Regions from separate parts of the Homo sapiens genome. Here region 1 is linked to region 2. The links are chromatin loops, found by intact Hi-C in ENCODE. Cell type or tissue: HCT116. All regions are shown on one strand. Each heading gives the region's core, and the rest is flanking DNA. Links, peaks and the distances in the headings are about the cores only.

Region 1 (2,923 bases), core at 232-2,731, 1.1 Mb before region 2:
TAGATTTTCAAAATGAAAAAATATGGATATATGTTATATATATTTTTCTGCATGTTTCCAATATTAGCAATTACAAACTTGTTTTAACCACTGCTTCTTCCAAGGTGGACTGTATGCCTTCCATGAGTAAATATGGATTTACAGGAATTTTCTCTGACCTTTATGAAATGCTATGGCAGATTATATTACAGCATTTCATTCTTCTATATACAATGTGAAGGTCACTTACGTTCTGTAATGACTGAAACCTCTATTTTACTAATGTTTTCCATATCACATTTCCAACTTGGTCTCTAGCTTTATCCTTGTAGTCTGGAAGTCATTGGGCAGACCAATTTATTGCCTAAGGTTAAGTAAAAACAATTTTAAGAAAAAGTTGTAGATATTCTAAAATATTCTATAGTGGCTTTTTCTATGTTCACAACTTTTTCACTTCTTTTTCCAGAAAATCCTAACCAGCACTTACTTCTTCCTACCCTGTGTATTTTCTTCACTCATTTTAGTTGCTGCCTTTGATCCCTCTTCCCTCGTTTAGAAACTTTCTTTGATTCTTTAGACTAAGTTAATCAAAGAGGACCTCCATGGATGCATGGGGCATGTCCCAAGCCCAGGCATGCTAAGTGATATGGCTTGAGCTTCTCAGCAGATAATGTCCTGTTCTTTCATGTACACTAGTGACTCATTTGCAAAAAAAAAAAAAAACAAAGAAAATCAAAATAAGAACTGTTTTTGAATATTACACATGCTAAATATGAAGTCACATAAAATAAGTTTATTATTGATGGTGTGAAAAATTATTCTAGCGTGCATTTTTTTCACATGTTCACTGAGAAGACAATGAAATAGAAATCGCTATTATTGCTACCATCATAGATCTTTTCCAAATACAGTAAACTGTTGGTGGTTAGGGATGAAGAAAATCAGGTATCCTTTGGAAAATATAAGATTATGTGTTTAAAAATTATTTTAAGCTTTTGATTTTAGTGACTTGACAGGAGTGTTTCAAAATTCAGGAAAAAAACTTTCTTTTTTTTTTTTTTGCCACTCTTTTTCTAACCAGAAACCAACGATGCCAAAAGCATAAGATCAAACTCTGAGGGAACATGAACCTATAGATAAATCACTCACATACACAAACATGTATGAAATGGTATTCAGTGATATAGACGCCACACGATGTACAATTTTCACAGCAAAAGGAGGCTTGTATAAATTTTTAAAGGTACTGTAGACAAAAAATTTGGCCTAGGGTGTCGAAGGCAGTTGCCACCAGAGGGCGATTATTGAATGAGAGCTTCATTCTGCACAATTGCTTTTGTGTGTGTGTGTTTGTGTGAGTGTATGTGTGTGTCCAATTAATCAAAAAATGTAAAATACTCACAATGGAGCCTTAAGCTTCTTGCAGGAAAACTGCGATTTCTTTTTCCATTTCAAAAAAGAAAGCAAATATTGGTGGTGTGAGTAAAAGAAAGTAAAAGAAAAATGGAATTTCATAACTTCTAGATGAGCTAGTAGATATTTATATGACAAATTAAATGAAGAAAGTAGTGCCTTAGCACATCCTTTAAAAGCCAATGTGCTTCCCCCCAAAAGGTATTTATTTACTCTGTTTTACTCCTTTATGTTCCTTGGGAGTCACAGAGCAATTTGATGCCTATTGCCAGAGGTTTCTGAAGTCGTTAATTTTTAAAGGACTTTTTTCTTCTCCTTTCCAAGAGATGTCTTAGTAAGATATTTTGGATTTGATCCTAAACATCCTTTATAATTTCGTATACACTTTATTTTGGTCTGAACATCAGACCACATAAGGGACAGAGTGATACATTTAAAAACATGAAATGTAACATAATGCAAGCTTTAATACCTGGAACAGAGTAAACCAGTAGCTTTGAGTTATATTACCCACCATAAACTTTTTTAACCTGTGGCTCATTTTCAAAATAATAAACGTAACTATTCCATAAAAATATCTCAACACAGTAGAGCCAGAAAAGTGAAGGACATGAACAGATGGCACATCAATCTTCTGCATTTATACAATTTGTTTTTTAATGCAAATAGTGTGGGTTGCCTGCTCATGCCTTGGATATTTGTTCCAAAGATGAGCACATTTTCTTATCTTTCTGGATCAATGTGACATTTGCAGTTATCATAAAGTGGGAGCCCATTTAATGATGTTAATGCTTCCTTAATGTAAAAATAAAATCACCTTCTTTATAAAAGCAAACAGATTAAAAGTCCCAAAGAGACCATTGAAATCTGTGACATTTGCAGTTACTGGGAACTAGATGGCTTGATTATACACAGGTAAAAAAAAATCTTAAAAGCATTGTTTATGCTCATTAATCAGAACATTAAATATGAATTCTAGATTCTCCTATGAGCAAGAGAGTAAGAATATATTTGTATAATGAAACCAAGATGCCAAAGTATTTTTTAAAGTTACTGTAGTTAAATGTTAAATTAACAAGCATCTCTACATTTTCAAAGAGCTTGAAGATTTTTAGTCTTTGTGGATCCTTAAATAATACTATTTCTAAGATGTACTATTTTGCTAAAATAGAAAATGTGATCAAAAATAGCAGAACCGCTTAAAAAGGTGTGGCAGTAATATTTTTTATCATAATTCATATGATTGTACCAATGTGTACCTGTCTCCTTTCCCCATATATTTCAACTCTCATGGAGAAGTGCTATTTATAGAGAAGAAGAGTGCTGTTTCCATGGTTCATTCAGTTCGATTGGTAGATCCCATTTGGCTACTTCATGGGGAGCCAACTCTGGGGATTTATTTCTTTTTTGTGTGTATTGTTGTATCTGTTTTCGATGTTTCATACACATGCCCAGAGGCCTTTTGGCAGAAGATACACTTTTCAAAGCCAATTTGAAAAAGCAAATCATTTTCCTTCCTGCTCAGACAGCT
Region 2 (2,923 bases), core at 189-2,688:
TTTTCCCCCTTGCAAACCTTAAGGGTCTTTTTCATTAAACATGTACATATGCAGTCTTCATGCTGAAACAGAGGATTGTGATACACAATTCAAGGTCAAATGATTCACTTTGTGTTTCCCAAAGTCCAAAATCTCAGTGCTTTAAATTCCTTAACTCTTAAGAAAGCTCGTTTCAATACACAGCTGCTTTGGTGTGAATGCTGAATTCAACTATCAATGATGGTAAAGAGAAAAGCAAATAATGATGGAGTGAAGCAAAGGTGAAGACTGTAAGGGCTAAATTTCCTCCTCTCTCTCTGTATCCCTCTCTCAGTACTATAGCTTAAGACCCACTTAACTCTTCCAAAGGAACTTTGTTTCTATTAACTCAGAGGATTGCACAACCTTTGTAAACACACCATTCTCATGTATTTCAGTTAAATTTCGTAATAGCACCATAAAATGTGACAGGCGTTGCAATAAATTCTCAGTCACAGGAAGCCCAAATTGTATGGGGAAATTACTAGAAACCATGTCTCAGAAGGAAGGAAGAAATGCAAAATTCTTCAAGAACCTGGAAAAATAATGTTAAATGTTTCCTTAAAGTGTATGTCTCTCATTGAAATAAAATGAAGACTGTGTTTTAAGTAAGATTTCAAAGTTTGAAGCAGTGTGGCTATTTTAATCACCCGACTTCACTCACATTCTTGAATGCTGGTTCCTGCCTCAAGGCCACTGGAGAGGAGATAGCCCTTCCTCTTTCCCTACCCTCTACCACTTCGGAATCGGGGTGCTCTTATCAACAGGGGGCTAAAACTGCAAGGATGCACACAAATGTGTGCTGCGAATTTTTTATTTTCAGAAGGAGCTTTACGGGTAAAACTTAGAGTATATTGGGCTTATCATCTATTCATTGGTTAAAAGTTGACTTGCAACATAGTGTGATTCTAGTTTTTACATTCAAAATCCAAGTCACCACACTGTGGACAACACACTTCTGTTTTGGGAAGCTAGAGTATGCTTATGTGAAAGAACAGAGGCCTCCATACAGGAGTTTGGCTAATTGGGAGAAAGTTGTTTCATTCCTCCCTTGCTTATTCGAACAGCCTCAGGGTGACTACAACAATCAAAACCAAACCAAAACAAAAAACCCAGTTTAGCAGCTATGATAATACTAGAGTGATTTTCAGTTACTCTGTGACCATCCCAACACCCCGAAATGCTTAAAACATTATTCACAATGAAAATAACGCTGCATGCTGCCATAAAGTCCCCGTCATTCCGTTTTATGGAAGTGCTTTTGTTTAATGTCAGAACTCAGAGCAAATCTAGACTTACCAGTCCATAAGATTTGCATTCAGGAGACGTTGTGTGTAGAAGAACTTCAGTATGGGCTCTGGAGGGCCTAGGATCCTGGGACACGGTGGGGTTTGCGAACTCTGGGAGCCGGGCCTGCCAGGCTCACGTCATTTAAAGATGAACACTGCCCCCTGCTGGCGAGAGTACGCATTGCCGCCAGAAGAACTTCGAGGGTGGAAAACAACCACTGTTTAAAGGGGAAATTAATTTCAATTACCGCACCTTTTTTCACTTCTTAGCTGTCAGTTCAGAAGAATTATAACTGCAAAGAATCACTATTGCATGGAAAAACAACTCGGTTCATTTTATGACTGTTAGTCATCTTTATGAGCTACCATCACTGGCAAAGAGCCACCTAAATGAAAGGACAAGAGAAACAAAGGCAGCCACGGTGGTGCCGGAAACTTTTGAGATGGAGCAGGGCCTGGAGAAGAGAAAACTCTGCAGGTGTTAATAGTTCAGAGTCTGACGTAGCCAGTTGCACCACCAAAAGGTAGAGTGGGAACTCAAGCCAAGCTGTAGTTCTGAGAGCTCTCCAGAGCCTCTGAATCGCCTTATTTTCTGCCCCATTCCCTCTTGCCCCCTAATCTGAGCATCATGGGAGCTGCCCGGAGGAGTGGAGCACAGGGCTGGAGCCCCATTCTAAGGACGTGTTAGAACACCATAAGGACATTCCATAGGTGCCCTCCCTTCCCCAGCTTCGTGGGGTGAGCTGTGATCAAGGTGATCTCCAAGAGCAAGGCTGCAGGGGAGAAAGGCCCATCCAATGGATTCATTAGAAACAAAGAGTTGCCTGCTCTGGCAACCTCAAAGGCAATTGTCATTGAATCTCCTGTAGCCTCTTTGAGTTAGGAAAACTCGGAGGGAGGTTGTTGAGGGGAGTCTGGAAACGCAACTCACATTCACACGAAAGGGAGGTGGCAGTCCTGGGGAGAGCTAACAGGTAGCAACTCTCGATTTGAAAATTTGGATTACACAAATTGAGCACATGCCCCTTTTCATGCTGTTAGAAGACAGGGCTAGGATCTACTTTCATGAAATGGTTCGGCAAATGTTATAGAGGGTCCACTGTGTGCCAGCTTCCTGCAGTGTCTCACAAGTCTTCATTCAGGCAGTCCTTCACAGATCACAAAGAACGGTCATGCCACTCTATCAACACAACTCCCTGAGGCAGGAATTATGACCTCCCCTCTATATGTTAAAAAATTTGCAATTAGAAAGATTAAATAACTTGCTTATGTTCGTGCAGTTAATAAGTAGAAGACAGCCTGTGTTCATCCTGCCTTGGGTATTTTAGAGTTGGCATTAGCAGGAGGATCGCTTGAGGCCAGGAGTTCGACGCTGCCGTGAGCTATGATCGCTCCACTGCACGCTAGCCCGGGCGATAGAGTGAGACCCTGTCTCTCAAATAAAACAAAACAAAAGAAAAAACAAAACTCAAAGTCTCCATATCAACCTATGAAAATACAAATGCAAAACTGGGTAACCAAAGAAGTCTATTAAATATGTACCTAATTAATTGATGAACTCCTTGTAGGAAGTAGCACTGGCCCACAAAGCACCACCATGCTTTTTAAATAAGAAC

Evidence for each region. Hi-C counts contacts between places; a loop is a spot of excess contacts. Peaks named below come from ENCODE experiments on the same cell type or tissue, not always from the same donor. Only the 100,000 strongest peaks of a DNase experiment are listed, where the experiment ranks them.
Region 1: a loop joins it to region 2, with 6 times the contacts of the local background. A loop is called at or near these places in 3 of 110 quality-filtered maps.

The regions. Positions count from the first base shown.
Region 1 is chr2:198,656,440-198,659,362 of GRCh38, forward strand. All of the region lies in intron 1 of LOC105373831 (a long non-coding RNA gene), which reads right to left. Among named protein-coding and RNA genes, the nearest start is that of LINC01923, 280 kb to the left of the region's middle. In HCT116, for the core only: a CTCF peak has its summit at 1,255 (motif pointing right); a DNase peak (open chromatin) is centred at 1,262.
Region 2 is chr2:199,738,534-199,741,456 of GRCh38, forward strand. It overlaps a transcript of FTCDNL1 not described here. Among named protein-coding and RNA genes, the nearest start is that of FTCDNL1, 110 kb to the right of the region's middle. In HCT116, for the core only: a CTCF peak has its summit at 1,470 (motif pointing left); a DNase peak (open chromatin) is centred at 1,448.